2 separate regions of the Mus musculus genome follow, and region 2 is linked to region 1. The links are chromatin loops, found by intact Hi-C in ENCODE. Cell type or tissue: left cerebral cortex. All regions are shown on one strand. Each heading gives the region's core, and the rest is flanking DNA. Links, peaks and the distances in the headings are about the cores only.

Region 1 (15,503 bases), core at 3,890-11,889:
GGATGCTCCCAGCCAGGGAAGTTCTACACCAATGAGTAGATTAAGGTAACACAGGGATCAGCTAGATGGCTCAGCAGATAAAGCACTTGCAGAACAAGCCTGGTGACCTGAGTTACATCCCTAAAACCACTTAAAAAGGACAGGAGAGAAGAGATTCCACAGAGCTGTACTCTGTGCAAACACCCATGCGCACATACACACGTTAACAAATGTTTAAAGTTTTTCTTTTTAAGTGACACACAAGGGATTAGGGTTAAGTGACAAAGACAGTTGACACTGTTGGCAGTGGAGCTGAAAGCTGCTCTTCTCTGGAGTTCCTCCAATGTTCATCTCTCTGTCTAACTCCATCAAGGATTAAGATGGAGGACCATTTGCCTTTTTACTTTGGGCTTAGACCCAAGCCACCGCCCTGGGGCAGCCTTTGAGCAATAAGGAGGTCTGCATAGAGGCTGGGCTGTATACAAGAAAATTCTTGCTTTAGCTTCTCTTTTCACCCTGGACCCTTCCTTCCTTCTTCTCTCACCTCCATTCTTTCCCTCTGTCCCTTACTTCAGCAGGCCTTCAGTTCAAACTCAACCCTCTCTCGCCTACCACTCACCATGTACTGCAACTGCTTCTCAGAAGGCATCCTGGCTGCCCCTGTCAACCACTGGGTCTCAGGTAAGCCTCCCTGCCTCCTCCCCATGCTCTTGAAGCTGACATGGGCAGGGCCTGAGGACAGCAGGTGACCCTCACACTCCCCCCGCCCCAGGTCTGGCCTTCCCCGATTGGGCCTACAAAGCTGAGTCGTCTCCGGGCTCCCGGCAGATCCAGCTGTGGCACTTCATCCTGGAACTGCTGCAGAAGGAAGAGTTCCGCCATGTCATCGCCTGGCAGCAGGGAGAGTACGGGGAGTTTGTCATCAAGGATCCAGATGAAGTGGCTCGCCTCTGGGGCCGCAGGAAGTGCAAACCACAGATGAACTATGACAAGCTGAGCCGGGCCCTCAGGTGAGAGGAGGGTGGCCAGCAGCAGGAGAGGCAGATCTCAAGGAAAAGGGCTGTGGTTCTTGGCACTGCAGGCCGCTATTGCAGGGCTTAGGAAACGCTCTCACTGTGTGAAGATGGCTGGTGTCCTCCGGCAACTGCTAGACCAATGGAGGAGACTCCAGTCTCTCCCTTCTTCACAGAGGTAACTCTCAATTCTCTAGGTATTACTACAACAAGAGGATCCTGCACAAGACCAAAGGCAAGAAGTTTACCTACAAGTTCAACTTCAGCAAGCTCATGGTAGCCAACTGCCCTCCGTGGAAAGTGTGGGCACCCCCCAGCCCTCGCCTGCTGCTGAGGTCCCCTGCCCTGTGTCAGCCCTTGGTGCCTATGGCTAAGCAGAGTGAGGTAGGCATGACATCCTGTCCTTATAGCTCTGACAGGACCTGATCTTCGGTCCTGGAGGCTTCTGGCCACTCTCCACCTTAGAGCCCTCCTTGTCTCCAAAGTTCTTCTATATTCTAGTCCCTGAGTGCTCTGGGATCTGGCCTTTGAGATCCATAGCCACCTTTGAGGAAGGATGGTTTCTATGCTAGGCACTATCTTTTAGCAGTGTGTCAGAGGGACAGCTAAATGGTGCAGGGGAGGGTCCAGGGAGATGGAGACAGCAGGCAATCCACAGCAGTCACTGGCTGCTTGGGACAGTATGAAAATCAGTATGGGACTACTCTGTCATATTAACAACTGGCTGATAGCCCTGCCGAGCCTTATAAGACTACACCCTGGTGAGAGCCATCTCCACCCCAGCTTTCCTTCTTCCCCCCTCCTTAGCCCCTGTATAGCATGCTGTGCACACGGGCCACAGAAACTCAGCCAGCTGGAGAGAGGACCCCACAGAGACCACCAAAGGCCTCTGGGGACAAGGAGAGCAGCAGCTTCAACTGTGAGTGTTGAGCACCGAGTTGGTGGGGATCTCAAACAGAGGAGGGGAGCCTCCCAGAGCCTGGCTGGCTGAGCATATGCCCACGTAGGCATGAGACAAGAGATCTTCGTGCAGTCAGTGCTTAGTGACTGATTCTAGCTGTTTACTAGGCCTGGGGCTCAAATAGGAAAGATTAGCTCAGGAAGAAGCAGAGGCTGGTGGGAAGCAGAGGTGGGAGGACTGCCAGTTACTACAAGTGCTGGGAGGGCACAGGGGAGCACTCTGGAGGCACAGAGGAGCACTCTGGGGGCACAGAGGAGCACTCCAAGAGGAGAGAAGAAGGGCAAAGAGAAAGTGCATGTATGACGAATCTGGAAGGCATATTGTCAGTGTGGGTGGGAAGGAGAAGGGTGTGTGGGAGGCAGTCTACCAAGCTAACAGCTAACCAGGTCCAAAAGTCCTCAGAAATAATTTGAAGTGCAGAGAGTCCAGTGAGAAGAGCTGTTTAGGTTTTTGTTTTGTCTTTGTGGTGCAGGAGACAGAACCCAGGGCCTTTATATGTTCATTGAGCCCTCTACCAACTGAGCCACATCCCCTGTTCCTATTTCATTGTATAAACTACCAAAGCTTCCAAACTGACGATTTGACTGAAGGTTTCTAGGCCTTATGATCCAGTACAGAGGCAATACGCATTCCGTGACAGAAATCATATCTTGAAGTTTGAAGTTTGACCTTCCGTTGGCTATGAATGGGAGGTGCAGGGAGCCACCTCTCCAGTCACCCACGTAGCCTGAGAGTAAACAGCCAGCCCTCCACAGCGCCCTGCACGGCTGAACTGACTCATTCCACAGGTTATATACACCCAACACAGTCTTGATGTAGGTTATTTTTAACCCACAACGGGTTTATCAGCATGCAACCTTATCATAAGCCAGTGAGTATCTGTACCCAAGCTGTCTGCGGCTGTGATTAGGGGAGAAGCTCTTCTATTGTTGAAAGGCTCTTATTATTTTAAGTTATGTGGAGGGGGTGTGTGTCTGCACACAGGTGTGTGCCCTGGAGTGCAGGTGCCCTCCAGAGGCCAGAGACGTTGAACACCCTGGAGGTAAAATCAAAGACAGTTGTGAGCACTCTGACGGGGAGGGGTGCTGGGAACAGAACTCAGTTCTTCGGGAAGAACAGAAAGGCTCTTACCCACTGAGCCATCTCTCCAGCTCCCACTGGGAAGGTTGTTGTTGTTTGGTTGGGTGGGGCGTGTTGCTGTTGTTTGTTTGTATTTAGACAATCTAAGAAGAAGACTCTAGGGCCATGGGGAGAAGGAGGGACCTCAGCTGAAGAGAGATGGGCAGACCAAGCTCATGTTCTTCTTCCTTCTCTCGTCCGATGTTTACATGACCTCCTGTTTAGTGTGCCTTCTTGTGTTTACTGTGCCTTGGCCCCAAAGGAAACGCCATAATTTTATAACTATTATTTATTTAATATATGAGTATAATGTAGCTGTCTTCAGACACACCAGAAGAGGGCATCCAATCCCATTACAAATGGTTGTGAGCCACCATGTGGTTGCTGGGGGTTGAACTCAGGACCTCTGGAAGAGCAGTCAGTGCTCCTAACCACTGAGCCATCTCTCCAGCCCTGAAACACCATGATTTTAAGAGAGAAAATTTTAGCCGGGTGTGGTGGCCCATGCCTTTAATCCCAGCATTCAGAAGGCAGAGGCAGGCGGATTTCTGAGGAAGAACACAGACTAGGAGTTCAGAAGCCTGGAACATTAAGAGGGATGGGGAGCAAGCTATCAGTGGTACTTCATGATGGGGTAAGAAGAGAAGGTGGTCAATGGTAGACACCAGTGGCTATCGGAGCAACCAAGTCAGGCTTCCTGTGGAAAGATCCAACCCAGGTATCTTCTGCAGAGGTTCAAGCCCCTCTGCTTCCGGCAGTTTTGAAGATTAGGGTCACCCAGATTTACCCACCCACAATGCAGGCCATGGATGCAGGGTGGTTGGGCCATCACTTGGGCATCCTAGAGCTACCTAGCATCGAAGGGCTTCTCTGTTCCTCCACATCACTGTTCTCCCAGCACCAGAGTGCTGAGGACAGCAAGCTTACCCCCTTTGGAGCAGGCTGCTTTTCTTTCCTTCTCGCACTCATGCACGCGCACACACACACACACACACACACACACACACACACACACACACACACATTCCTTGTGCTTGGACCCTGAAGGGTGTGAAGGTTTTAGGTCCGCAGAGGGCTGCCAGCAGTCACTTGCCATGCTTCAGGACTGGAGTTCCACTTCGTGCCTTACCTCCACCCTCACTCAGATCATGCGGTACCAGGAGAGGGAGCTGCTGCAGAACACTCAACCAGCTTCAGGAAATAGGGAGACTCCAAGTATCTCCTCTGCGTGCCCACTCAGCTACAGTGTGGACACAACCCCGACCCCAGGAGCTGGGGTCACAGCCTTTCTTTAGGACAATAGCCCTTACCTCGTCTAAGGGTCTAAGGAGAACAATACTGGGCCACAGAGAGAGAGCACCTCGGCAGGAGTCCACATGTTTTCTTCTCAGGGTGAACATTCTGACTACTTCACTCCCTCACGAATCTGGCTTGAGAAATATCCCTAGCTAATAAACTGGCTATATTAAGTAACACCTGATCTGTTTTCCCAGGTTTTATTCACTATATCACACCCATGTGACCCCATTAGTCTCTCAGCAAATTGATGTGGCCTTGCTGAAGGCAGAGCACTTCAGGGAGGCCCACTGAATCAGAAAAACATGGTGTGGAGCTCTGTCTAGCCATTTCCAGGAAGCCCAGCCTGGGCAACCCCTGTCGGGCCTGGCAGGTGGGAGGGGGAAAAGGTGGGTCTGGATGGAATGGAAGGAGGAGAGGGAACTATGGGACCAGAGGAGGGCTATGGTTCTCACACACGGACGGCCCTGAACTCCATGGGCCTCTTATTACACATACGCTTAGCGGATGCCACTTGATCTTAACCAAGAGAGTGGACTTTACGGAGGCGACAGAGGCCTTCATGCTTAAATGACAAGCACCTGGTCCCACAACCAATTCTTTACCCAGCTAAAATTTGGAGCCTTTGAGCAGGGTTAGGGGGAGTTAAAGATAGAGTCCCTAGATTAGAACACAGGGCATCCATTCAGTCTCTCAGCACATTTTTACTGTGGACTTAATCCATTAAGTCTGGACTATATTCAGGGGAGAATAAATCCCTAAGTGTATGGTTTCTAACAGAGCCATGTGTCCCAGCAAAGGTGAGGAGGGAGAGGACAGCAGGAGCAAGCACTCTCACGAGGCTGGCAGAGTCTCCGGGAAGTTCCATCCAGAAGTATGAACCAAATGAGCAAAAGGAGGGAGAGAGATGACCCCCTCCCACCCTCCATCTCCCACCCCAGCCTCATTGGGAGAATACTTACCTAACAGACAGGCAACCCCGGGTTTGTAATGCCAGCCCTCTGGAGGTGGGTTCAGGACAATCAGGAATTAAAGGTCATATTCAGCTGCAGAACAAATCCAAGCCAGCCTACCTCCTCAAGATTCTGTCAGAAAAAAAAAGGGGGGGAGGGAAGGGAAGTGGGAGGTAGAGGGAGAAAGGGAAGGGAGGGGAGGGAAGGGAAGAAGAGAGAGCAGTGGGGAGGGAGGTGTCTTAGTCAGGGTTTTACTGCTGTGAAGAGACACCATGACCAAAGCAACTCTTACAAGAACAACATTTAATTGAGACTGGCTTACAGGTTCAGAGTCCATTATCATCAAGTTGGGAGCATGGCAGCATCCAGGCAAACATGGTACGGGAGGAGCTGAGAGTTCTACATCTTCATCTGAAGGCAGCTAGGAGAAGACCGACTTCCAGACAGCTAGGATGAGGGTCTTAAAGCCCACACCCACAGTGACACACCTACTCCAACAAGGCCTTACTTCCTAATAGTGCCCACTCCCTATGGTCTATGAGGGTCTATGAGGGAAGGAGGCAGCGGAGCATCTCGGGGAGGGGCCCTCTTGACCACTTCTCTCTGTGTCTCTAGGTTTTGGCTCTGTCCTGGGCCCAGGCTGGCAGAGGCCTTGCTGCTGTCTCCGGAACCTCCAAGGTGGCCTGCCCAGCCCTGCTCCCCTTGCTTCTGTGCCCTGCCTCTGCTGTAACTGGACCCACCTCTTGGGGCCCATCTTGCCTCCTCTTCCCTCAGAGCAGTCACTTTCGGGGTCCTCAAAGCCTGGTCCTCGGCTCTCAGGCCCCATGTGTATGCCAGGTACCTGGCATTTTCCAGGGCTCCACCTTCTGGCCAGGCTGAGACAGAACACTGGCCAGGGGCTTTGGTGCCAGTTTCTCAGGCCCGAGGAATTGGTGGTAAATCCTGGCCCAGGGCCAAGCAGGCATCTGGATTCCAATGAGGGACTCTCCTCAGGGACTCAGGGACTCAAACTTGGGAAAGGAATCTCCATGTCCCCCAATCCAGAGAACATGAGAGTCATGTGGCCTTCTGATCCTCCTTAATTGGAGAGAAAGAAGTGAAGGGGTGGCTCTTCCCCCTGTCTCCTGTTCCCCCACTGGAGGCTCTGAAGGGTGAAGTTGAACCAAGGGCAAATGTGGGCATGGGGAAATGGAGATGGCACCCCTCCCCTATACCAAATTGCTATCTGACTAAGGAGACATTATTAATTAACTTTTTTTGGAGAGAAATGAGATTAGGAGTTTCTATCATTAAAACTGCCCCCTGCCTACTCACAGGAGGGGATGAAGGGGCTGGGCTGGGGCAGACCAGCGTTTGTTTGGCTTAAGTCTTAGGATCTCTTTCTTCCTCTGGGTTCACTTCCCCATCCTGGCTAAGGTTTCCCAGGACCTCTCACAGCCCTTCCCATACTTCTCTGCCCTCCCCTTGACTGCACAGCCACTAGGAACCTCTGTTCCAGGGAGGGTCTTGCTTCTATGAAGGAAGGTTCTGTGCTTCTATCTCCATGACCCCAAGATGCAGGCAGGGGCACAGAGAGGGAGGGGTGGTTCTCTCATCTCTGTAACACTCCACTGCCAACTGTGAATAAAAATGTCCTTGGACCAACAATCTTTCTCCCGTGCATCCTAGTTTGGCTGCGTTCCTTCTCTGTGCCCATCGGTGGTGGTGCTAAATGCAACGCAGGAGTCCTGCTGGGTTTGAGAGGAGGGCCTGAGGCTTAGACTGGAAGCATCCAGCCAAGCTCCTCTCTTCTACCATCATGCCTGAGAGTGAGCCAAGCAATGAGGGAAGCCGGTCCCAAAGACAGAACAGCAGAAAGAGTGGGGGGTCTTTGCCAAAGACCTTAAGGCTCCTGTAGAGGACCTCTGGGCAAGGTTCTAATGGTCCAAGTGGGAAAGGAAAGGACACTGGTGCTAAATACCCTCTGCTTCTGCCTGTGGGCTCCTGAGAACGAGCAGCAGGGCTGACTTGAAGCTCCTGGTGCCAGAGAGCATAGAGAACACACAAGAAAGCATCTCTACTTGACGACAGATGAATCAACGAGGAAGAGATGCCACACAAGCCAAAGCCACCGAGCCACCCGCTCTCCTGCCTCTAGGCTATCAATTACCTGACCTGGATCTGTCTCTTTTTGAGGAACAGCTCATGAGCTGGAAAGGCCCAAGGGCTCTACTGCCCATTCCAAGTTCCTCTTGGAGCCGCTCTCACATTTACTTCCTTCAGCCTCACTTGGTCTTCTGACCATACGTTGTCAGTCAGCTAGAATGGGTGAGAACTGCACAGGGTGTGACATAGCCCTCGTCTACAGGAAGGCCAAGGTGATTCCCAAGCTGGGCCTAGGGCAGGAGAAAGGGTCTCTGTCTCCCTCCCTCAGCCCATCCCCAGTACAGTTTTCCTGTTACCCCGCCCAGCTTAGGAGATAAGCTTAGGAGATAAAGCAGTGTTGCCTGTGTGCACCAGGAAGTGGACGGGGCACTCGCTGGGCTTGTGTCCGGTTCAGAGTGGCTAGCCCTAAGGACAGGGGTTTCTCCATAAAAAAAAAAGAAAGAAAGGATGTGTTCTCTACCTGGCCCCACCTCCTCCTCAGTAGTGTGTGGTGATTGTGGTCCCTGTATTTCAGGTGATGAAAAAACGCTTTGAGGTATACATTCTAAGACTCCTCTGAAGGCTAAAGCCCACTGTAAGGACTTGCTTCCAGGTGGAACCTTGTGTGTAGGTCACAGATCTCAGTAAAGAGATCCTGCCACAATAGGCATTTTTTTGTTTTGTTTTGTTTTTCACTAAGTACTCCATTGTTAGTGAGAGCTGCCTACCTGTACAGTCCTGAATACTCATCAGAACTTGGGCTCCATATCCAGAAGATAGTACCACCAGCACCTTCGTTCATCCAACTGCAATAACCCAAAATGCCTCCAGACAGGTGTGAAACGGGAGAAACTGCCCAGGGTTGAGGGTTGACTGCCTCTAAATTCAGGAAAACCCTATGTTCTGTCAAAGATGTAAGTAGCTTCCTGGAGAGCTGTTGGCTTTCACGTTGCAAGAGTGCCCTCTAGTGGCTAGAGTTGGTACTCTGCGCTCAACGCTCAGGACTAGGGTACAAAGTAAGGCCAGCTCTATGTTGGTATAAGAGTGAAGGACTCAGAACCTCTGAGATGAGGGAGTGAACGGCAAAATCCAGGGATGCAGATGCAGAGCTCTTCCTCATCAAGCTCCCTTAAATATGGTTGTCAATCTATCAAAAGACCAACTCGCCTGACACAACAACGCAGGCAGTGGAGGTTGTCAGTTTTTTATATAACCATGCCAGTCACCAACCTCAGCTGCCACATACGTTGGCACCCTCATGTGGGGAAAGGCACAGTGAGCACTCAGTATTTCTCAGGAGTAGGACTGCAAAGCGTGCTCAGCAACCACTCTCCTCTGTAGCACTAGAAACCCTGGGAGATTCAGCAGGTCTTCAGAAATTAGAGAGTCTAACTCCTGGGCTGCCGGAAGAGACCTCTGAGATCCCAGAGAAAGGGGCTTGTTTCGAATCACAGGGACGAAGAACAAGATTTGGAATACAAATTTCTTAGTCATTAGTCACCACCATCACTCGGCTGGAGAGTTTAAAACCCATTAGTGTGAGAGTTTGCTATGCGTGCAGAGGGGCTTTTCAGAAGCGACTCCTGTGAAGGCTTTTCATGAGGCCCTCTGAGGAAGCACTTTCCTTCCCAAGAACACTTGGGCAGTTTGGTGCTTGCCTCTGATGGTCTCATAGGCATCAGTATAGTGCTGCATAAATCTGGTGTTGGTAGGACAGTGCTCCAGGGGCTTGCGAAGTGGAGGGAGTCTAGGCACTAGAACACTCAGCTAAGCACATAGAAGAAGTTTGGAGGCTGTCTTAGTCAGAGTTTCTGTTGCTGTGCAGAGAAACCATGAGTTTGGCAACTCTTATAAAGGAAAACATTTAACTGGGGCTGGTTTTTCAGACGTTTAGTCCATTACTGTCATGGCAGGAAACATGGCAGAGTGCAGGCGGACATGGTGCTGGAGAAGGAGCCCAGAGTTCTACATCTTGATCGTAGGCAGCAGGACACTGCCATACTAGGCCTAACTTTAGGATATGAGACCTCAAAGCCCGCCTCCATAGTGACACACTTCCTCTAACAAGGCCACACCCACTCCAACAAGGCCACACCTCCTAATAGTGCCATTTCTTACGGGCCAAGCATTCAAACATATGAGCCTTTAGGGGCCACTCCTAGATAAACCACCACAGATGCTTAGACACAATAGCAGGTGTTCACTCCCCTGAGTTGGTGGCAGTGTGGATAATCCCTACCCTCTTCCTTTCATTTCTTAAGGAATCTTCATGTGTCTCCTTCTGTCAGATGCACTCTATGCTGTTAGGTGGTTCTGTCCATGTAGAAATGTCATTGAATGAACTTGCAGGAAAGCAGATGGCAGAGATCAATCATGGTGAATGGCAGCAGGATGCTATCAAGCAAACACATGGTGCACAAGGCTGCTAACCATGCTGTATACTGCTGGTACTTTGTTGCAAGTAGGGATATGAGCTAAAATTTTTAGAAGAGTGCCTACCAGAGAGCAACACCTTGGTTATAATCATTTTCAAAACGTAGGCATTGCATACCATTGTACTGCTATACTTCACATGAGCAACTTTGCAGCAATTGGCACACATAGTGCGTTTATCTACACCGATTCACCACAAACATCTGAGTCATGGTATCACATTGATCTCACTGGGTCATATGAATCTTTCAGGTACACATACGCTTATATGGCTATATATGCATGTATATACGTATATATGAACATCTGTATATATGCACACACATATAGACCAGTAAATACAATCCAATAGGCATTTATTAAATGTTTATTGTGATTTGTTTCTTTGGTTGGTTGCTTGCTTGGTTTTGGATTTTCTTTATTCATTGAGATAGTCTCACTATGTAGCCCAGGCTGGCCAGGAGCTTGTAATGTGAACTATGCTAGTCTCAAACTTGTAGCATTCCACCAGTTTCTGCTGCACAAGGGCCGGGATTACACATGTGTGCCACCATTCCATGAAATGCCATACATTTCTACTGTGCTTATATATGCACTGCTGTCATAAGGATAGGGACAGAATAAAATTACTGGGTGAAAAATCATGACACTGTAATGGCTTCAGGCACATATCACTCATCTGACTTCCAGAAAGGGATATGTTGTTTAAAACTACATTTATGCACCACTCGCTATGAGCCTGACTGTGGTGGTTGGGATGAAAGTACCCCCCTCCCCATAGGCTCATACATCTGCATGCTTAGTCCCCAGCTGATGAATTGCTTAGGAGGGGGGCAGTTAGGAGGTGTGGCCCTATTGGAATAGGTGTGTACTTGTCAGAGGAAGTATGTCACTGTGGTGGACTTTGAGAAATTAAAATCCCATACCAGGCCCAGTCTTCTCTCTCTCTCTCTCTCTCTCTCTCTCTCTCTCTCTCTCTCTCTCTCTCTCTCTCTCTCTCTCTCTCTCTCTCTCTCTCTCTCTCTCTGCCTTCTACTAGAGGATCAGGATATAAAGCTCTCAGCTACTGCCCCAGTGCCATGCCTGCCTTTGTGCCACAGACAAGCCCCCAGTTAAATAAACATTTAACTTTATAAGAGTTGCCTTTGTGTCTTAGTCAGGATTTCTAATCCTGCACAAACATCATGACCAAGAAGCAAGTTGGGGAGGAAAGGGTTTTATTCAGCGTACACTTCCACATTGCTGTTCATGACCAAGGAAGTCAGGACTGGAACTCAAGCAGGTCAGGAAGCAGGAGCTGATGCAGAGGCCATGGAGGGATGTTCCTTACTGGCTGCTTCCCCTGGCTTGCTCAGCTTGCTTGCTTATAGAACCCAAGACTCCCAGCCCAGGGATGGCACCACCCACAATGGGCCCTCCCACCCTTGATCACCAATTGAGAAAATGCCTTACAGCTGGATCTCATGGAGGCATTTCCTTAACTAAGGCTCCTTCCTCTGTGATAACTCCAGCTGTGTCAAGTTGACACACAAAACCAGCCAGTACACTTGGTCATGGTGTCTCTTCCTTGCAATAGACCAGACCTGCAGCATCCTAAGTGCTTCCTATATGTCATTCCAACCAATGCTAGGGCTTCGGGAGGCAGTCCCTGTTTTCATCCCACTGTGCAGGTAAGGACAAGTACGGAGAGATGAAACCTGCTCAAGCAGATTCCTGCCAAGTGGCAGAGGTTGGGTGCAGACCCAAGCAGTCTCTTTACAGTCTGCCCAGGCATGCCGCTTCAGCGTGCCAACTACAGAGCAGAGACTTCCGGTGTACTCACCAGCAGCCCAAGACCCATTCCCTCTACCTGCACAGAAAGCACAGGCAGTAAAAAGGGGGCTCTTCAAGCACTAGTCTTTGTATGGCTCTAATTTGACAGCAAAGAAAGGCAGCAGTAGGTGATGCGCCCCATAGACTATAGAATACTAGGTCCTTTGCTTTAGAGGCGGTCCATGGTCCTAGAAAGTCAGGATGTCTTAATCCTTCTCTCAGGCTCTGCCTTCTCTCCACCATCTCCACGCCCTGGCTGCTCATGTACAATTCATCAGCTTCTCTGCCAGCCTAATGTTGCAACAGTGCAGGGAGAGGCAGCAGAGGCAGCCCTGAGCGGCTCACAGAGCTGAGCAGCCAGCTTACATAGCACCAATCACAGTCAATTACACATGGTGCATTGTGTTTGCACCAATCACAGCCCTGCCTCTTTCCATGGCACCAATCACAGTCAGTAACACATGGTGCTTTGTGTTTGCACCAATCACAGCCCTGCCTCTTTCGCACCAGCCACAGCAGTCCCTCTGTCAGGCCACTAAAGGAAGTTCTGCCCCTCTGGCCTTTGTGAAAAGGGTTGCAGGGTCATCCAGAGTTCACTGGGGCTGGTGACAGCGACGATCCAACAGCTGCAGATTGAGAAATCAAATAGCCCCATCCCGCAGGTGTCTACTTATGTACTACAGAATGAACACCAAGAGTGCTTCCACGGCTTGGAATTGGTGTTAACAATGATTTTGACAGGCTTACTAGTAAGTACATAATGCCTACCGAAGGGCAGGGTGAGTTCCCTTTATCTGTCTAGCTGGTGTCCTATTTAGGGTTGGTTACTGTTGCTTAAATGAAATATCGTGACCAAAAGCAATTTGTGGAGGAAGTCGTTTATTTCATTCACATTTCCATATAACAGTTCATCACCAAAGGCCGTGAGGGCAGGAATTCAAGCAGGACAGGAACCTGGAGGACAGAGGCTGATGCAGAGGCCATGGAGGGATGCTGCTTACTGGCTTGCTCAGCCCTCTTTCTTACAGAACCAAGGACCACCAGCCCACCTATAATAGGCTGTGCCCTCCCCCATCAATCACTAATTAAGAAAATGCCCTACAGCCAGATCTTATGAAGACATTTTTTTAGTTAAGATTCCCTATTTACAGATAAGTCGATACAGTCTGTATCAATAACAGATTGATCTAACAAAATTATTTAAAAGAAAAATGTAGACAAAATAGTGTGAGGATGGTACTAGATGTCAAGAGAGAAATTCCTGCATAAATTCATATGGACTCCATCATATACCAAAAGTCTAGAAAAATTAACAAGAACTAACATGAGGAGTTACATGTTGGGAAGAAGGGGGCAGATGTGAGAAGTGGGCTTCTTGTGAAGTATAAGGCTATCCTGTGTTTATTTCTGCTGGATTTAGTTTTTTTGAGATAGAGTCTCATGTAGCCTAGGCTAGCCTCAGACTCACTAGGTAGGCAAGAATGGTCCCATGTAGCCTAGGCTAGCCTCAGACTCACTAGGTAGGCAAGAATGGTCTCATGTAGCCTAGGCTAGCCTCAGACTCACTAGGTAGGCAAGAATGATCTCATGTAGCCTAGGCTAGCCTCAGACTCACTAGGTAGGCAAGAATGGTTTTGAACTCTTCCTGATGCCCCCAACTCCACTCCCTGAGTGCTCGGGTTATACATGTGTGCCGATCACACCTGGCCTCATCACGTGCATACAAAATTACAGTAAAATGACACTTTCCCCTGCCAAAACCACAGCACACAATTACGAGAGAAGGCCGGCAGAGTATCGCAAAAGTACGCGTGAGGCTTAAGCAATAATGGCATTGTATTACGAAGCTGCCGTTCTGTGGTAAGGTTAATTATAAAGACGAGTGTGTCATACTCCTTCCTTCCTCTGTGCCCTTTATTATCCATACGAAGGAAGTGACAGCCAGGTCCACACATAACCTCACACCTGCTTCTAACACAGAGGTCCCCACCCTCGAACTTAGACACCTGCCGTCAGGTCCACATGTTTCACTCATTAGTCTAGCATGCACATGGGGACTGTGATGCTCATTCTCGAAGCGTGGCAAGCTCTCAGGCGCCTCAAGGCTGTAACTCTATGGAGCAAGCCAGCAGCATGGTCCACGCAGACAGCAGAGGCCGAACCCTGAGAACCTGGCAATGCCCGTCAGCCTGAGTCCATCTGAGGCTGACTTTGCTTCCCATTCCACATCCCCTTTATCGACACCTCTAAGAGATGGGGATTTAGAGGACGAAATTTCAAAGTTTGATTTTGGAGTCTGTCCAGGAAGCAGGCCTGAGTACCACCCACAGCCAGATGCTTCCGAGGTTAAGAATTTTGCAGGGAGCCCCTACTAGTTCAAGCCATAGCTGAAAAGATTTGAAGGAACTTCTTAAACAATGTTCAGAACCATAGGCTTATCCGTTCAACAAGTATTTAATAAATGCCTCCTAAGTGCCAGGCACTGTTCTAGATTAAAAAAAAAAAAGTTGGATCCTATTCTCCAAAAATAACATTTTAATTCTGATTTAAAGCATTTGCCAAGGGCCAAGAAGTAAATTCCCCCATTACAATCAGTGGCCAACTACCTGCCTATGGCAAATGTACAACTTGGAAGAGATGTGAACTAATGCTGCTGTTAACCTATGTGAACAAATGCTGCTGTGAGCCAGTGTGAACAAATGATACCATTAACCAGTGTGAACAAATGCTGCCGTGAGCCAGTATGAACTGCACAATGAGAAACTACATTCATGAACTCTTAATAGTTTTTATCAAGGGCTAACTAAATGCCAGGTAATACTCTAGAACTTTCTAGTTATAATTTGTGGGGATGAGGTAATCAACCTTGTGAAGGAAGAAGTGGGGTAGAGAGGAGGCACCACAGGCTCCTGCGACTCCTCAGCGTCCTGATCTGCTGTACACAGCATTAGATCTAAGATGGCTCCCGGAACACCAGTGAGACTGCAAAAAGGAACAGAGGCTAAGATGGTGGCTTCTTCCACTGTCTCCATGGAAGTCCTATCAGGTGACAATGTTGCTTCTGACTTATGTCATCCGGCAGGGTTTTCATTGGAGCACAGTGGTGGTGTGGCGAGATACAATTGGCCAAGGATTTAGGGCTCAGGTTGGTTCAGACACTGTATATAGGCTTATGAACTGCACAATACACTCAGATCTACACCCTGTTGCTGGTCTCTGGAGTCTGTTTCCCAGGTTTGCCATGTGACTCCATCGCCTCTCACCCCTGTCCTCGCTCCTGTTCCCACAATATTGGCTAACTTCTCATCATTGTGACAAGATTTCTACTGTAAACAACTTAAAGGAAGATCTATTGGGGCCATAGTCTCAGAAGGTTTAGGTCCTGGTTGCTTGGTCAAAACCATAGGGTAAGGGCAGGGGTGGGGGTGTGTGTGGGGGGGGGGATGTACAGAGAAGACTCCTTATACTCTGTCAGGCAGGAACCTATGAGAGTAAGGAAGAGATAAAAATCAGACACACCTCCAGAGACCTACTTCCTACAGCTAGGCCTCACTGCCTAAAGTTTCCAGAACTTTCAGAAAGACTAGGAGGAGAAGAAGAAATGGGGAAAGATGATAAATTTGGAATAATCTCAAGTATTCCTGAGACATAGAATTTAAAGATGCATAAACAAAGACGAGAAAATGGTTTCATATGAAACCAGGAACACACAAGGAAAGAGTCACACCAACCGTGCTGTTGGTGTTAAAGACACTGACAGGCTACACTGTGTCTCTGTGAGCAGGAGTTTGGGACTTATCCATAAGCATCAGA
Region 2 (15,503 bases), core at 3,750-11,749, 240 kb before region 1:
ACTTCAAGTACAATGTTGAATAGGTAGGGAGAGAGTGGACAGCCTTGTGTAGTCCCTGATTTTAGTGGGATTGCTTCCAGCTTCTCACCGTTTACTTTGATGTTGGCTACTGGTTTGCTGTAGATTGCTTTTATCATGTTTAGGTATGGGCCTTGAATTCCTGATCTTTCCAAGACTTTTATCATGAATGGGTGTTGGATTTTGTCAAATGCTTTCTCTGCATCTAACGAATTGATCATGTGGCTTTTGTCTTTGAGTTTGTTTATATACTGGATTACGCTGATGGATTTCCATATATTGAACCATCCCTGCATCCCTGGGATGAAACCTGCTTGGTCAGGATGGATGATTGTTTTGATGTGTTCTTGGATTCGGTTAGCTAGAACTTTATTGAGGATTTTTGCATCGATATTTATAAGGGAAATTGGTCTGAAGTTTTCTATCTTTGTTGGGTCTTTTTGTGGTTTAGGTATCAGAGTAATTTTGGCTTCATAGAATGAGTTGGGTAGAGTACCTTCTGTTTCTATTTTGTGGAATAGTTTGTGAAGAACTGGGATTAGATCTTCTTTGAAGGTCTGATAGAACTCTGCACTAAACCCATCTGGTCCTGAGCTTTTTTTGGTTGGGAGACTATTAATAACTGCTTCTATTTCTTTAGGGGATATAGGACTGTTTAGATTATTAACCTGATCTTGATTTAACTTTGGTACCTGGTATCTGTCTAGAGACTTGTCTATTTCATCCAGGTTTTCCAGTTTTGTTGAGTATAGCCTTTTGTAGAAGGATCTTATGGTGTTATGGATTTCTTCAGGATCTGTTGTTATGTTTCCCTTTTCATTTCTGATTTTGTTAATTGGGATGCTTTCCCTGTGTCCTCTAGTGAGACTGGCTAAGGGCTTATCTATCTTGTTGATTTTCTCAAAGAACCAGCTTCTCGATTGGTTGATTCTTTGAATAGTTCTTCTTGTTTCCACTTGGTTGATTTCACCCCTGAGTTTGATTATTTCCTGCCTTCTACTCCTCTTGGGTGAATTTGCTTCCTTTTGTTCTAGAGCTTTTAGGTGTGTTGTCAGGCTGCTAATGTGTGCTCTCTCTAGTTTCTTTTTGGAGGCACTCAGAGCTATGAGTTTTCCTCTTAGAAATGCTCTCATTGTGTCCCATAAGTTTGGGTATGTTGTGGCTTCATTTTCATTAAACTCCAAAAAGTCCTTAATTTCTTTCTTTATTCCTTCCTTGACCGAGGTATCATTGAGAAGAGTGTTGTTCAGTTTCCACGTGAATGTTGTCTTTCTATTATTTATTTTGTCATTGAAGATCAGCCTTAGTCCATGGTGATCTGATAGTATGCATGGGAAAATTTCAATATTTTTGTATACGTTGAGGCTTGTTTTGTGACCAATTATGTGATCAGTTTTGGAGAAGGTACCATGAGGTGCTGAGAAGAAGGTATATCCTTTTGTTTTAGGATAAAATGTTTTGTAGATATCTGTTAAGTCCATTTGTTTCATCACTTCTGTTAGTTTCACTGTGTCTCTGTTTAGTTTCTGTTTCCATGATCTGTCCATTGGTGAAAGTGGTGTGTTGAAGTCTCCCACTATTATTGTGTGAGGTACAATGTGTGGTTTGAGCTTTACTAAAGTTTCTTTAATGAATGTGGCTGCCCTTGTATTTGGAGCATAGATATTCAGAATTGAGAGTTCCTCTTGGAAGATTTTACCTTTGATGAGTATGAAGTGCCCCTCCTTGTCTTTTTTGATTACTTTGGGTTGGAAGTCGATTTTGTTAGATATTAGAATGGCTACTCCAGCTTGTTTCTTCACACCATTTGCTTGGAAAATTGTTTTCCAGCCTTTTACTCTGAGGTAGTGTCTGTCTTTTTCCCTGAGATGAGTTTCCTGTAGGAAGCAAAATGTTGGGTTTTGTTTGTGTAGCCAGTTTGTTAGTCTATATCTTTTTATTGGGGGAGTTGAGTCCATTGATATTAAGAGATATTAAGGAAAAGTAATTGTTGCTTCCCGTTACTTTTGTTGTTAAAGTTGGCATTCTGTTCTTGTGGCTGTCTTCTTTTAGGTTTGTTGAGGGATTATCTTCTTGCTTTTTCTAGGGCGTGGTTTCCGTCCTTGTTTTGGATTTTTTCTGTTATTATCCTTTGAAGGGCTGGATTCATGGAAAGATAATGTGTGAATTTGGTTTTGTCGTGGAATACTTTGATTTCTTGATCTATGGTAATTGAGAGTTTGGCTGGGTATAGTAGCCTGGGCTGGAATTTGTGTTCTCTTACTGTCTGTATAACATCTGTCCAGGCTCTTCTGGCTTTCATAGTCTCTGGTGAAAAATCTGGTGTAATTCTGATAGGCTTGCCTTTATATGTTACTTGATCTTTTTCCCTTTCTGCTTTTAGTATTCTATCTTTATTTAGTGCATTTGTTGTTCTGATTATTATGTGTCGGGAGGAATTTCTTTTCTGGTCCAGTCTATTTGGAGTTCTGTAGGCTTCTTGTATGTTCATGGGCATCTCTTTCTTTAGATTTGGGAAGTTTTCTTCTATAATTTTGTTGAAGATATTTGCTGGTCCTTTGAGTTGAAAATCTTCATTCTCATCGACTCCTATTATTCGTAGGTTCGGTCTTCTCATTGTGTCCTAGATTTCCTGGATGTTTTGAGTTAGGATCTTTTTGCATTTTGTATTTTCTTTGATTGTTGTGCCGATGTTCTCTATGGAATCTTCTGCACCTGAGATTCTCTCTTCCATCTCTTGTATTCTATTGCTGATGCTTACATCTATGGTTCCAGATTTCTTTTCTAGGGTTTCTATCTCCAGCGTTGCCTCACTTTGGGTTTTCTTTATTGTGTCTACTTCCCTTTTTAGGTCTTGGATGGTTTTATTCAATTCCATCACCTGTTTGGTTCTGTTTTTCTGCAATTCTTTAAGGGATTTTTGTGCTTCCTCTTTAATGTCTTCTACCTGTTTAGCAGTGTTCTCCTGTATTTCTTTAAGTGAGTTAAAGTCCTTCTTGATGTCCTCTACCATCATCATGAGATATGCTTTTAAATCCAGGTCTAGCTTTTCGGGTGTTTTGGGGTGCCCTGGACTGGGCGTAGTGGAAGTGCTGGGTTCTGATGATGGTGAGTGGTCCTGGTTTCTGTTAGTAAGATTCTTACGTTTACCTTTCGCCATCTGGTAATCTCTGGAGTTAGTTGTTATAGTTGTCTCTGTTTAGAGATTGTTCCTCTGGTGATTTTGTTACCCTCTATTAGCAGACCTGGGAGACTAGCTCTCTCCTCTGAGTTTCAGTGGTCAGAGCAGTCTCTGCAGGCAAGGTCTCCTCTTTCAGGGAAGGTGCACAGTTATCTGGCGTTTGGACCTCCTCCTGGCCGAAGATGAAGGCCCAAAACAGGATCTTTCACAGAAGCTGTGTTGCTTTGGCCTGTCACAGTAGCCATTGTTTCAGTAGTCCACAGTCTCACCTGTGTAGACTACTTTCCGCGGAGTCCTGAAACCAAGATGGCTCCCGTGGATCTTGAGGTAAAGGCCTCCCAGGCTGGGTGGACACCTGTCCTCTGGCCAGGAAGGTGGCCGGATGTCTGGAGCCCGAAAATGGCGCTGCCCTAGAAGCTCTGTGGCTCTCGTGTGTCCCAGAAGCTGCTAGTCTCTGTAGTCTACACTCTCACCTGTGCAGACTGTCCTCCACAGAGTCCCAAAACCAAGATGGCTGCTGCGGAACCTGAGGCAGAAGCCTCCTGGGCCGGGCGGACACCTGTCCTCTGATCAGGAAGGTGGCTGGTTGTCTGGAGCCGAAAATGGCGCCTCCTCAGAAGGTCTGTGGCTCTCGCCTGTCCCAGAAGCTGCTAGCCTCTGTAGTCCACACTCTCACCTGTGCAGACTGCCCGCTGTAGAGTCCCAGAACCGAGATGGCTCCCACGGAACCTGAGGCAGAAGCCTCCCAAGCCGGGCGGACACCTGTTCTCTTATTGTGTGTATTTTTATAAATAGAAATGAGGTTTATACTTTGTTGTGATTGGTCATTTGTGCTAGGAGAAGACAGGAGAAGAACTTACATAAATCATTAAGGGAAAACTGAGAGTCACAATTAAAGAGAAAATTGACATTTGTTATCAGTTATTGGCACAAGATCATCAGACTGAACCTGTGAGATATTAAATAAAAAATCACTACCTTCAAGAAATATGCTAACAACTTGGGGATGTTTCCTTAGAATATCGTGTGTGTGTAGGGGTATCTTCATAATTGTAAACTCTTTAGAGAATCATGCTAAAACATACATGAGAACTCAAATATTAACATTTTTCTCTCAAAAACCTCTTACACTTCTTAAGCACTTGCTTAGTACACACTGAAGAACTGGAAATTCTTGACCAATGTGTTCAGTCTTCCAATATGTTACAGATTCTTAAAACACATTGCAGTTATTCAAAACATTAAAAATATAAATTGTTTCTAAACAGGTAAAAGATACTAATGCCACATGCTTTTCTTACTTCATCTTCTCCATTTTACCTTTTCCAACCAAAGATTTTTATCATTAAATATAATTTTAATATTTTGATATAATGTTGACTTTTAAATATTAGCAATTTGCTTAATTGCTAGGTATAGAGACCTGAAGTACCAATGGCTTAGACTCTTACTTATTTTGTTTTTCACCTAAGAAGATGTCTTTCGTAGCTGTAGATGTGGGGTCTCAGCTGCTAGGCACTGTATGCCCAATGGGGCAGCAGTGAGTGACATGTCTACTATGGATGCAACCAGCCACTGAGAATGGCTCCACAGGGGTCAATCCATGTCTGGTCAAAAGTTCCGGGACGCGCAAAAGCTCTGGGCGGCAAATGGCTCCGGCCCAAAGGGGACTCTCTCTCAGTTGTGTTAAATGGACACGTTTATGTTTGCAGTCTTGCATTAGTGCTGCTTCCAGCTTGATTAGAGAAGCTCCTTTTTTCCCAGCGGGTGATGCTTAATGCAGAGGGTGACTGTTGAGTTATTGGTCCTAAATGGTAGATGTATAACTGTTGGAAAGAATATTCTTGGTGTCCCACAAGGAACTCAGAAGCAAAGGGACAGTATCTCAGCCAGGCAACTTCTTTTTGAAAACTAGTGTTCTGGGAACCAAACCAGGCTAGCGAGTAACTGCCAAAATGACCTCTGTCTTTTATCCCTGACATATGTGGTGACAATAGCTCATCCTAGTAGTGGGATCTCAACTTTACAATCTGATATAATTGGCTACAAAGGGAAAGGGGGGCTCAGAAATATGGGCCCGTGCACTGTTTCTCAAAACTCCCTGTCCCTCTTTATTATACACTAAATGTCTATTACTGTTTGTATCATCTGTTCCTCTGAAGTGGTAACCCTAACTGCCACTAAGGGATTAGGCAATGATAGAATGGCTTCTTGAACCTCACTCAGAAGGGGAAATAAAACAGTCATTGGAGGTGGATGAAGGGAACTGGGTAGGAGAGGGGACGGGGAGAAGAACGGCAGAGGGGGTCAGGTGTAGGGAGAGCTGGGGAGAGAGCCAGGAGAGTGAAATCTACGGACAGGGTAGGGGATGGACGTGGGGGGTGCATCTCTTGGTCATGCCAGACACCTGGACTGGGGAGGCTCCAAGGAGTCTATGAGGGTGATTGGTCCAATTTGAGATTCATCCCATAGGCAAGAACCAATTCCTGATTCTATTAATGATACTCAATTATGTTTGCAGACAAGAGCCTAGCATAACTATCTTCTGAGAGGCTCCACCCACCAGCTGACTGAAACAGAAGTAAAGACCCACAGCGAAACATTAGATGGAGCTCAGAGAGTCTTGTGGAAGAATTGGGGTAAGGATTGAGGAACTCCACAAGAAAACAGAGTCAACAAACAAGGACACTTGGGGGCTCCCAGAAACTGAACCACCAACCAAAGAACATGTATGGGCTGGACCTAACCACCCTAACCACCCCACATATGTAGCAGATGTGCAGCTTGGTCTTTATATGGGTCCCCAAACAACTGGAGCAGGGACTGTCCATGACTCTGTTGCCCGCCTGTGGATCCTGTTCTAACTGGGTTGCCTTGCCTGGCCTGCTGTGGCTCCATGTGCCAGAATGGGTTGGTACCCAGGGGCGACCTTCCCCTTCTCAGAGAAGGAGAGGGAAGGGCTGTGGGAGGGGAAAGTAGAGAGGAGGAGGAGGAGGAGGAGGAGGAGGAAGAGGAGGAGGAGGAGTTTAATTTTTTTCTTTTTTCTGTCTTGACCCACTTTTCATATTGGAGAAAGTTGTGCAGTTTCCATGAGTTTTTAATTTATCTCTTCAGACTTTCTTTGTGTGAGAATATGTGGTCAATTTTGGAGGAAGTTCTGTGAGGTGCTAAAAAGAAGGTATATTCTTCCATGTTTGGGTCAAATGCTCTGTAAATATTAAAATATTCTGTTAGGTCTGTTATTTGGTATAGAATTTCTGTTTAGTTTTAGTCTGGATGGCCTGTACATTAGTGAGAGTGGAGTATTGAACTCTCCAGCTATCACGGTGTGAAAGTCAATAGGTGGTTTAAGCTGTAGTAGTGTTATTCACAGAAATGGGTGCCTTTGTGTTTGGGGCATAGATATTAAGAACTGAAATGTCATTTTGGTGAATTTCTCCTTTGATGACTATAAAGTGTCCTTTTCTGTCCCTTTTGATTAGTTTTGGCTTGAAGTCTATTTTGTTAGATATTAAAATTTTCACAACTTTTAAATCCATTTGCTTGGAATATCTTTTCTCAACCTTTTACCCTGAGGCAATGTCCATGCTCGATGTTAATGATGTATGCTTCTCGGATGAAGCAGAAGGATGGATCCTGGTTTCACATCTAGTCTGTTAGTCTGTGTCTTTTTACTGGGGAATTGAGACTGTGGGTATTGAGAAATAGCAATGACCAATAATTGTTGATTCCTGTCATTTTGTTGTTGGTGATGATAGCATTGTTGTTGTTGTTGTTGGTGGTGGTGGTAGTGGAGGTGGTATTGTAGTTGTTATGTTTTTGGTTGTGGTGGTAGTGGTGGAGATGGTGGAGGTGGTGGTGGTATTGTTTTTGTTGTTTGTGGTGGTGGTATGTGGTTGTACTTCCCTTCTTTTGGTTTTGCTGTGTTAGTGGCTTTTTAATAAGTGTGTTACAGTTTTTCTTCTTATCCAGCTATCTCCCAAATGATTGAGGCTGGATTATTATATTATTTAACAAGCTTTAAAGGCACAATAACTGAGCAATATTACTCTATTTTAATCTTCTATGCTAGCCTGGTTACCTCAGCCCAGGTCCGTAAGGTACATGAGATATTTGCATTTTACAGCTTTCTCTTCGTGGTCTGTTCTCTCATGGTGTCTCCTGGACTCTTTCCCGGTGGCTAAACCCTACTTCTCTCTCCCACCCGCTTCCCTGGCTGGCAGGAAGTCCAGCCCTATTCTCTCCTCTGCTTAGTCATTGGCTGTTAAGCTGTCTTTATTGACACATCTGGGAACAAATGGGGAGCTGGTGTTTACACAAGCTTGAGACTGGAGATTCTCTGAATAAGGATTGCAATCAGATACAGGGGAGACAGAAATTGGCATTTGAATCTTCACACAGTGCACAATAACATTATGCCTACATTGCTGGTGTGAGATTGTTTATTTCCTGTGTTTTCATGGGTCTAGTTAACCTCCTTGCATTGGTCTTTCCCTTCTAGGACCTACAGTAGGGCTGGATTTGTAGCTAGATATAGTTTAAATTTAGCTTTTTAATGAATATCTTATTTGCCCCATCTATGGTGATTGAAGGATTTGCTGGGTATAGTAGTCTGTCTGGCGTCTGTGGTCTTTCAAAGTCTGTAAGACATCTGTCCCGGCCCTTCTGGCATTTAGAGTTTCCATTGAGAAATCAGGTGTCATTCTGATAGGTCTGCCTTTATATGTGACTTGACCTTTCTCCCTTGAAGTTTTCAATATTCTCTCTTTGTTCTGGATGCTTGGTGTTTTGGTTATTATGTGGCAAGGAGGCTTTGTCTTCTGGTCCAATCCATTTGGTGTTCTGTATGATTTTTGTACCTTTATAGGTATGTCCTATTTTTAGATTTGGAAAATCTTTTCTATGATTTTGTTGAAAATATTTTCTGAGCCTTTGAGCTGAGTTTTTTCACCTTCTTCTGTTGTTAGTATTCTTAGGTTTTGTCTTTTCATAGTGTCCCAGATTTTCTGGATGCATTGTGTCAGGAAATTTTTTTTATTTAACATTTTCTTTAACTGATCTATCCACTTCTTCCATCATACTTCAGTGTTTGAGATCTTCTCTTCCATCTCTTGTATTCTGTTAGTGAAGCTTGCCTCTATAGTTCCTGCTCAAATTTCTAAACTTTTCATTTCCAGAATTCCTTCAGTTTGTGTTTTATTTACTGTATATATTTCCAGTTTCAGGTCTTGAGCAATTTTATTCATTTCCTTCAGCTATTTGGATTTTTTGGTTTTGTTTGATTTTTGTTGTTGTTTAACTTTCTTGGGTTTCTTCATTTCCTACGATTGTTTGTTGTTTTTTCCTAATTTTCTTTTTTTTTAATTAAAAAAATTTTTTTTTAATTTTTTAAACATTTTAAAAAGATTCTGCTTGCATGTATGCCTGCCTGCCAGAAGAGGGCACCAGATCTTAATATAAATGGTTATGACCCACCCGTAGTTACTGGGAATTAAACTCAGCACCTCTGGAAGAGCAGCCAGTGCTCTTAACCTCCAAGCTATCTCTCCAGCCCCTTTCCTAGATTTATTTCAGGGATTTATTTCTTTCCTTCTTAACGGCCTCTATCATCTTTATGTAGTTTTAAGGTCTTTCTCTTGTGCTTCAGCTATGTTGGAATATTGAGGGCCTGCTGTAGTGAGATAGCTGAGCTGTAGTGAGGACTTAACTGTCCTAGGGGTCACTGATGGTGATCTTGTGCTGGTATCTAGGTATATGAGTTTGTGGTAATTATAGGTCTGGGTGCTGATTTCTGAGTTTGTCTTTGTTTTGTTCTTCAGTTTCTGTTTTCTCTCTTGATTTTCAGAGAGTAATGTTGCTGTTTTACTGGCCTCCTCAGCTGGTGAATTTACAGGGCATACCTGCTGGTGATGGAGACTGGGATGTGTCAAAGAGTGGGGGTGGGGAGGCATAGAAGGGGATGGTCCATGAGATCCGTAGGAGATGTGGGAAGGGGGTGGTGTGGGATGGAAGGCTGCAGNTGGTGTTCTTTNGCACCCCCCCCCATCACCGGGGGGGGGGGGGAGGTGGGGGGGCGGGGATTAGGTTTGGATGCACAGAGAGGTTTAATGTTTTTATTGTAGAGGCCTTTTACATCCTCGGTTCAGTTTATTACTACTAGATCTTTTTATTTTCTTTGAGGCTATTGTAAACGAGTATGTCTATGATCTCTTCCTCTGTATGTTACTATATAGAAAAGCTATCGATTTTTATACACTGATATCCTGCCACACTGCTAAAATTGTTGATCATTTCTAGCAGTTTTGTGGTAGAAAACTGGGGACTATTAGGTATAATGCATTATTCTTTGTAATATCATGCCATCTGCAATAGGGATATTTTGACTTCTTTTCCTATGTTCTCCCTTTAGTTTCCTTCTCTTACCTTATTATTACAGCTAGAACTCCAAGCACAGCACTGAAAGGGAGACTGGACAGTGGACATCTGTGTCTCACTCCTAATTTCAGAGGCATTACTTCAAGTTTTCTACCATTTATGATACCGTTGGCTGTGTGCTTCTCATTCATAGATTTTCATCATGCTTAGTCCCCTTCAGTCCAACTCTCTCTAGAACTTTTATCATGAGGCATGTTGGAATTTGTCAAAGACCATTTCTACATCCATTGAGATAACCATTTATATGATTTATTACATTTGTTGACTTGTATATGGTGAACCACCTCTACATCTCTGGGATGAAGCCAACTTGGTCATGATGGATAATCTCTTTGGTGATTATTTATAATTAGTTTTCAATTATTTTATTGGGGATTTTTGAGCCTATGACCATCAGGGTTATTGGCCTATAGTTTATGCTGTTGCTTTTGTTATGCATTTGTCTTTGATATTAGAGAAATAATGGCTTCTTAGATGGAGTTAGGAAAGGCTTCTTTTCCTTTCTTCCTTTTTGTTTGAGAAGGATTGGCTTTAGATAGTCTTTGAAAACCTCCTACAATTCTGCTATGAACATACCTGTGCCCTGGCTTTTTGAGTTGGAAAGGTTTTCATTGTTGTTTCAATTATGTATGAATCTGTTTAGATTGGTGACTTAATTTTGTGGTTTTACTGATTCTGGAAATTCTCTCTCTCTCTCTCTCTCTCTCTCTCTTTCTTTCTTTCTTTCTTTCTAGACTTCTCATCTTAGTGGTGGTCAGGTTTTTAAAGAAGTTGTGTCAGTTGTATTACTTCTCTGTTCACTTCTGATGCTGCTCATTTGGATCCTGTCTTTCTTTCTTTTGCTTAGTTGGGTTATTATTATTTTTTTCAGATAACCATTTCTTAGATTCACTGATTCTTTGGGTTTGTTTGGTTGGCTTTCATTTATTTCTGCCTAAATTTTCATTTCTTTCCATCTACTTGACTTAGGTGTTGCTTGTTCTTGTTTTTCCGAATTTTTGTTGCACCATTAATTTGTTTATTCCCGTTCCCCCTAATGTTTACATGTAGGCGCTGAGAGCTATACGTTTCTCTCAGACTGCATTTAATGTGCTGCAGAGGGCTGGCTCGGGTGATCTTGGTTTCATTTAGTTCCTGGAACTTTTTAATTTCTTTGTTGGTTTCTTTTTTAACCATCCATCATTTAGTAGTTCGCTAATTAGTCTCCACAACTTTGTTACTTCCTATAGCTTTGCTTGCTGTTGTTTTAGGTTTGATTGCATTATGGTCAGAAAGGATACACTGGGTAACGCGTTGTTAGTTAGTTTTTGTTTCCGTTTGGTCCCACGATGTTTTCTTTTAGAGAAGCGTCACTGTGCTGCTGAGTAGAATATGTATTCTTTGGTGTCCGGGTGGAATATTCTTATCTCTTAAGTCCACTTAATGTATAATGCCATTTAATTCTGATGTTTCTCTGTTTATTCTTTGCCCAAACGACCTGTCTATTAGATAAAGTAGAGTATTGAAATCATCTATTAATGGTGTTTGATGTTAATCTGTGTCTTTAATTCCTGTAGTATACTTTTTATGAAATGGGTGCATCAGAGTTTGATGCACATATGTTTAGAATAGTAATAATTTCTTGCTCTGTTTGTTTCAATGTTCTAGACTTCTTTTAGTTTAGAATGTGTCATTCTTCACTTATGCCTTCTATTATCAATGCTACAGCTACAAACTTCTTGTGCTAAGCATAAAGAAGGAAGAACAGAAATGCTTCCCAGTTGAGTCGGTCCTTTCCTTTGAGGAGTTTTCCAAAACTACCCCACAACTTCTATTTATATATCCTTGCTGAGAGTGCAAACACATTGACACCCTGTCTATAGAAATGTCTCTGGCTATAAGAAGAAGAAGGAGAAGGAGAAGGAGAAGGAGAAGGAGAAGGAGAAGGAGAAGGAGAAGGAGAAGGAGAAAAGGAGAAGGGAAGGAGAAGAAGGAGAAAAGGAGAAGGAGAAGGAGGAGAAGGAAGAAAAAGAAGGGGAGGGGAAAGGGGAGGAGGAAGGGGGAGGAGGAGGAGGGGGAGGGAGAGGGGGAGGGGGAGGAGGAGAGCCACTGAAGAGCAATTAACAGACGTGCCTGTCACCCTGTCAAGCTCCTTGGCTCTCAAGTGTTTGTGGCCCAGTGTTGCACAGAGGTCAGAGTCCCTCGAGCTGAAAATGAAGTCAACCTCTTTTTTATAGTTTCCAGTAAGGACCCTTACGTCCATGCCTAAAATGCAAGTGTCTTTCAGGTATGTGCTCTTGGGTTTTAATCGGATCTTAACAGAATTTCAAATCTGATTAGATTGTGTGATCCTCTTCCTTCACCAGTCCCCCCAGAAGATTTGTTGCCCACTAGATTATACTTAGCTAATTGCACTCTAAATTCTCTTTACTCCTAGCCAATAGGAGTGTAGCTCTTACAGAAATTTGCTGAGCATACAACTGTAGCCTCTGAATCAGAAGTAACAGTCTGTGGGGGTTTCTCTGAAGAGAAGAGAGACAAAGGCACTCAGAACAAAATATATAAGAAGGTTCTAGAAGGTGGGGAGGGAACAAGAGAAGTAGATTGGGATCAGGAATGTAACATGAGTTCAGGAACCCAAAGACTTATGGGAAAGGGGATTTGGAGGAGCAGGTGCTGTGCTAAGTGAACTTTGGGACATCTCTAAGGACTTTTGGAAGGCCAGCTGCAAGCTGCCCCATTCACCACATTATACCAATCCCTCCTTTGCCACCTCTTCAAGAGTCAGTCTCTAAAAGGTCAAAGCTTTTGAGGGATGCATTTCTACATTATTTTTCAAAAAACGGAATTGTCAAAATGGTTTTGGTGAAAAAATTGGGGATCAAAATTCTTTGAAAAAGTTTACATCTATTTAAATATTAGAGAAGACTGACTGACTGATGAGAACTTCATAATTGTGGACAGTTGGAATGTTGCAGAAGAGCCAAAAATTATTTTGGGATTTAGTCTCTCGGAAGTCATTCATTATCTACCTTTGTGTCTATCGAATGCCCTACTGATTATTGGGAAAAACCTTTGGGATGTATTATTTACCAAACCACTGGTTTCAAAAATGTGGAGAATATAGAAATGGAATTTTAAGTTTTCAAGGAGGATCAGATATATTTTAAAAATAGATTGAAGATTACAATTATGATGAGTTTTTTCAGGTAAGGTTGTGGTTATATATGAGTATAGGAAATCTCAAAGATGCCCTTACTTAAATGAGCCCTTCACATTTGAACATAAAAAAGACAATTGGCTTCAAATGAAGACTAATACCATCAACAGCAAAATAATGTCCAAATGTAAATGTTTACTTATTTTTTTCTAATGCTTATCCTGATATGAACAGAGCTAGACGAGAAGATGTGCAACATGTAGAAGATTAAAGTTAGATCACTGTAGATCACTGTGCATAAAACACCACTCCAAATGGATCAAAGACTGCAATACAAAGTCTGACACCTTGAAACTTCTAGAGGGAAAGGTATGGAGTGTGCTTTAACATATAGGTATAGGTAAAGGCTTTCTGGATTGGACTTTGATATCACAGGAAATAAGACCAACTTTGACAACTGGGATATTATGAAACTAAAAACATTTCTGTACAACAAAATTAGCTGTTAAGTGAAAAGGTAGCTCCCAAAATGGAAGAAAATATTTGTCAGGTACACATCTGATAGATTATTGTCTAGAATGCACAGGAAATCAAATTAAACCCCAAGAAAATAATGAATTCAACTAAATAGTGGTCCAAGGAACTAAATGGAAAGTTCTCCAAAAAATTAGAAATGACTAGAAAATACTTCTAATTTAAGGGGTTAGTATCCTTTGCCAGTAAGGAAATGAAGACATAAAGGGGGAAATGGGGAAACTGGGGAGTGGGCTTTAATTGGGAAGTGGAGAACAGAGGTCAATACAGAAGGGCAGGAAAGAACGGGGAAATAATACTAAGGATATTTGAAAAGGCCTTGAGGAAACATTATCTTTACCTAAACTCACATATAACACATAAGTGTATTTGTGTGAAGTAGTAAATGAAGCTCTGCTACTTGGGCTGACAAGAACTATAGACCATCTAGCAAGGATCTTAGCAGCAGGCATGAGAAACCAGTTTGAGTTGTTAGTCAAGGGAGTTCAATAAATTCCCCCCAAAAGAATAAGCTATTGCTTCTGCCTTTAGTTGTGTTGTTGAAGGTAAGTCCCTATTGTCAAAGACACCACATATTTCAGACACAGGACTCAGAAGATTTGAGCTGGATCTAACCTGAAAGCCTCCCCTCTCCCTCGAAGACCAGCTTTTATAGTACCAAAAGTTGCTATAAAAGATGCCAAAGTAGTGAGGCCATCAATAACCCTATCCAGCTGTGATGCCTGCAAACCACAACAATGACCAGCATAGCAAGATGTCCCTAAAACTGCAATAGCAGCACTCGTATCTCAGTAGCAACCATCAGCTCTCTAATTGGATTTAAGGCTTGCTAAATAGGAGGGAAAGTCCCTTTTGCCAAAGGGAGATGGACAATGGAGAGTTAGCCAGCTATCCAGTACCAGTGAAACTATGGATCTCAGAGAACTCACAGCTGCCACTTTACTAGGCTGGCATTGCTCCTAACTGCATCCTAAATACTTTTCCTTATACCTACATATAAGTGTAGCTCTCGTTCCTCATCAGGAAGAATGAACAATCTCTGGTGCAGATAGAGGCCATCACAAAAAAAACAAAAACAAAAACAAAAAACAAAAAAACAAACAAACAAACAAAAAACCCCACAACTGGTCAAAAGGCAGAGAGCAACTGACCATGAGGTGTCCAATCCCAACTGATAAATCTCTAGCACAATTCATATACCTAAGGCTCAGGGATCTTAGCAGAAGAGGGGGGCAGAAATGTCATAAGAGCCAGAAGACCTGGAACTCTGCCGTGAGAGTGTATTTTCTAGAGTGACAGAGAAATAACACCCATGACACCACAGTAATGTGGCTTCCTTAAAAAGACCCAGACAATGACAACACTAATGGATACGGTAACATGGAAGGGGAAATCTCACAGGGCCCTAGCCCTAAACAAAGAACTACAGGCAACTATTAACAACCACTGAGAAAAGTAGAATTAGCCTTTCCCAGGGATCTATTACTAATTAGTCAACCCTTAAATCATGTATTTACAAGTGAAACTAAATTGATTTAATATGTATATGTAGCAATAATCAAAGATAAAGAAGCCATGAATTTGTGAGGTAGTAAGGGGAGACATAGAGGGTTGAAGGGAGAAGGGAGAGAACATGAAAGGGTTATGTGGAAGTAAGGGAGGGGGAGAGTAATATAACTATATTTTAATTAAAATTAAAAAAATAAGGAAAAATTAATTACTCTAAGATTCTCCCCTCAGCTCATTTAGAATGGTCATCATCAAGAAATCAAATTAGGAAGAGAAGAAAGAAAGAAGGAAGGAAAGAAAGAAAGGAAGGAAGGAAGGAAGGAAGGAAGGAAGGAAGGAAGGAAGGAAGGAAGGAAGGAAGAAGTCAAATAATGAAAAGCCTCTGGCATGGGTACTCGGGGATGAACACTTTTTTTTTTACTCTGTTAGTCAGAGTGTGAATTAGTTCGGCCACTTTTTAAATCAGTCTGAAGTGTCCTTAAATCACTAGGAGGAAATCTTCCACATGACCCAGCCACACCACTCCCGGGCACATACTTCAAAGGATCTTTCTTAGTCAGGTTTTCTATTGCTGTGATAAAACATCATGACCAAAATCAACTTGGGGAGGAAGGGATTTATTTCATCTTACAGCTTGTAGTTCATCATCCAGAAAAGTCAGAGCAGGGTCCTAAAGCAGGAACCTGG

What was found. Hi-C counts contacts between places; a loop is a spot of excess contacts. Peaks named below come from ENCODE experiments on the same cell type or tissue, not always from the same donor. Only the 100,000 strongest peaks of a DNase experiment are listed, where the experiment ranks them.
Region 2: it touches region 1 in a loop (3-fold over the local background); 19 of 42 quality-filtered maps call a loop at or near these places.

The regions. Positions count from the first base shown.
Region 1 is chr3:87,554,160-87,569,662 of GRCm38, forward strand. Etv3l (ets variant 3-like) reads left to right here. Exons shown (of 6, transcript NM_001370856.1): 2 at 555-660; 3 at 752-989; 4 at 1,190-1,376; 5 at 1,800-1,911; 6 at 5,937-6,946. The coding sequence starts at 600. The coding sequence ends at 6,403. Among named protein-coding and RNA genes, the nearest start is that of Etv3l, 12 kb to the left of the region's middle. In left cerebral cortex, for the core only: CTCF peaks have their summits at 4,230 (motif pointing right), 6,205 (motif pointing left) and 8,423 (motif pointing left); a DNase peak (open chromatin) is centred at 8,414; H3K4me3 peaks cover 269 bases; H3K27ac peaks cover 469 bases.
Region 2 is chr3:87,315,335-87,330,837 of GRCm38, forward strand. No RefSeq gene overlaps it. Among named protein-coding and RNA genes, the nearest start is that of Gm31879, 33 kb to the left of the region's middle. In left cerebral cortex, for the core only: a CTCF peak has its summit at 8,638 (motif pointing right); a DNase peak (open chromatin) is centred at 8,692.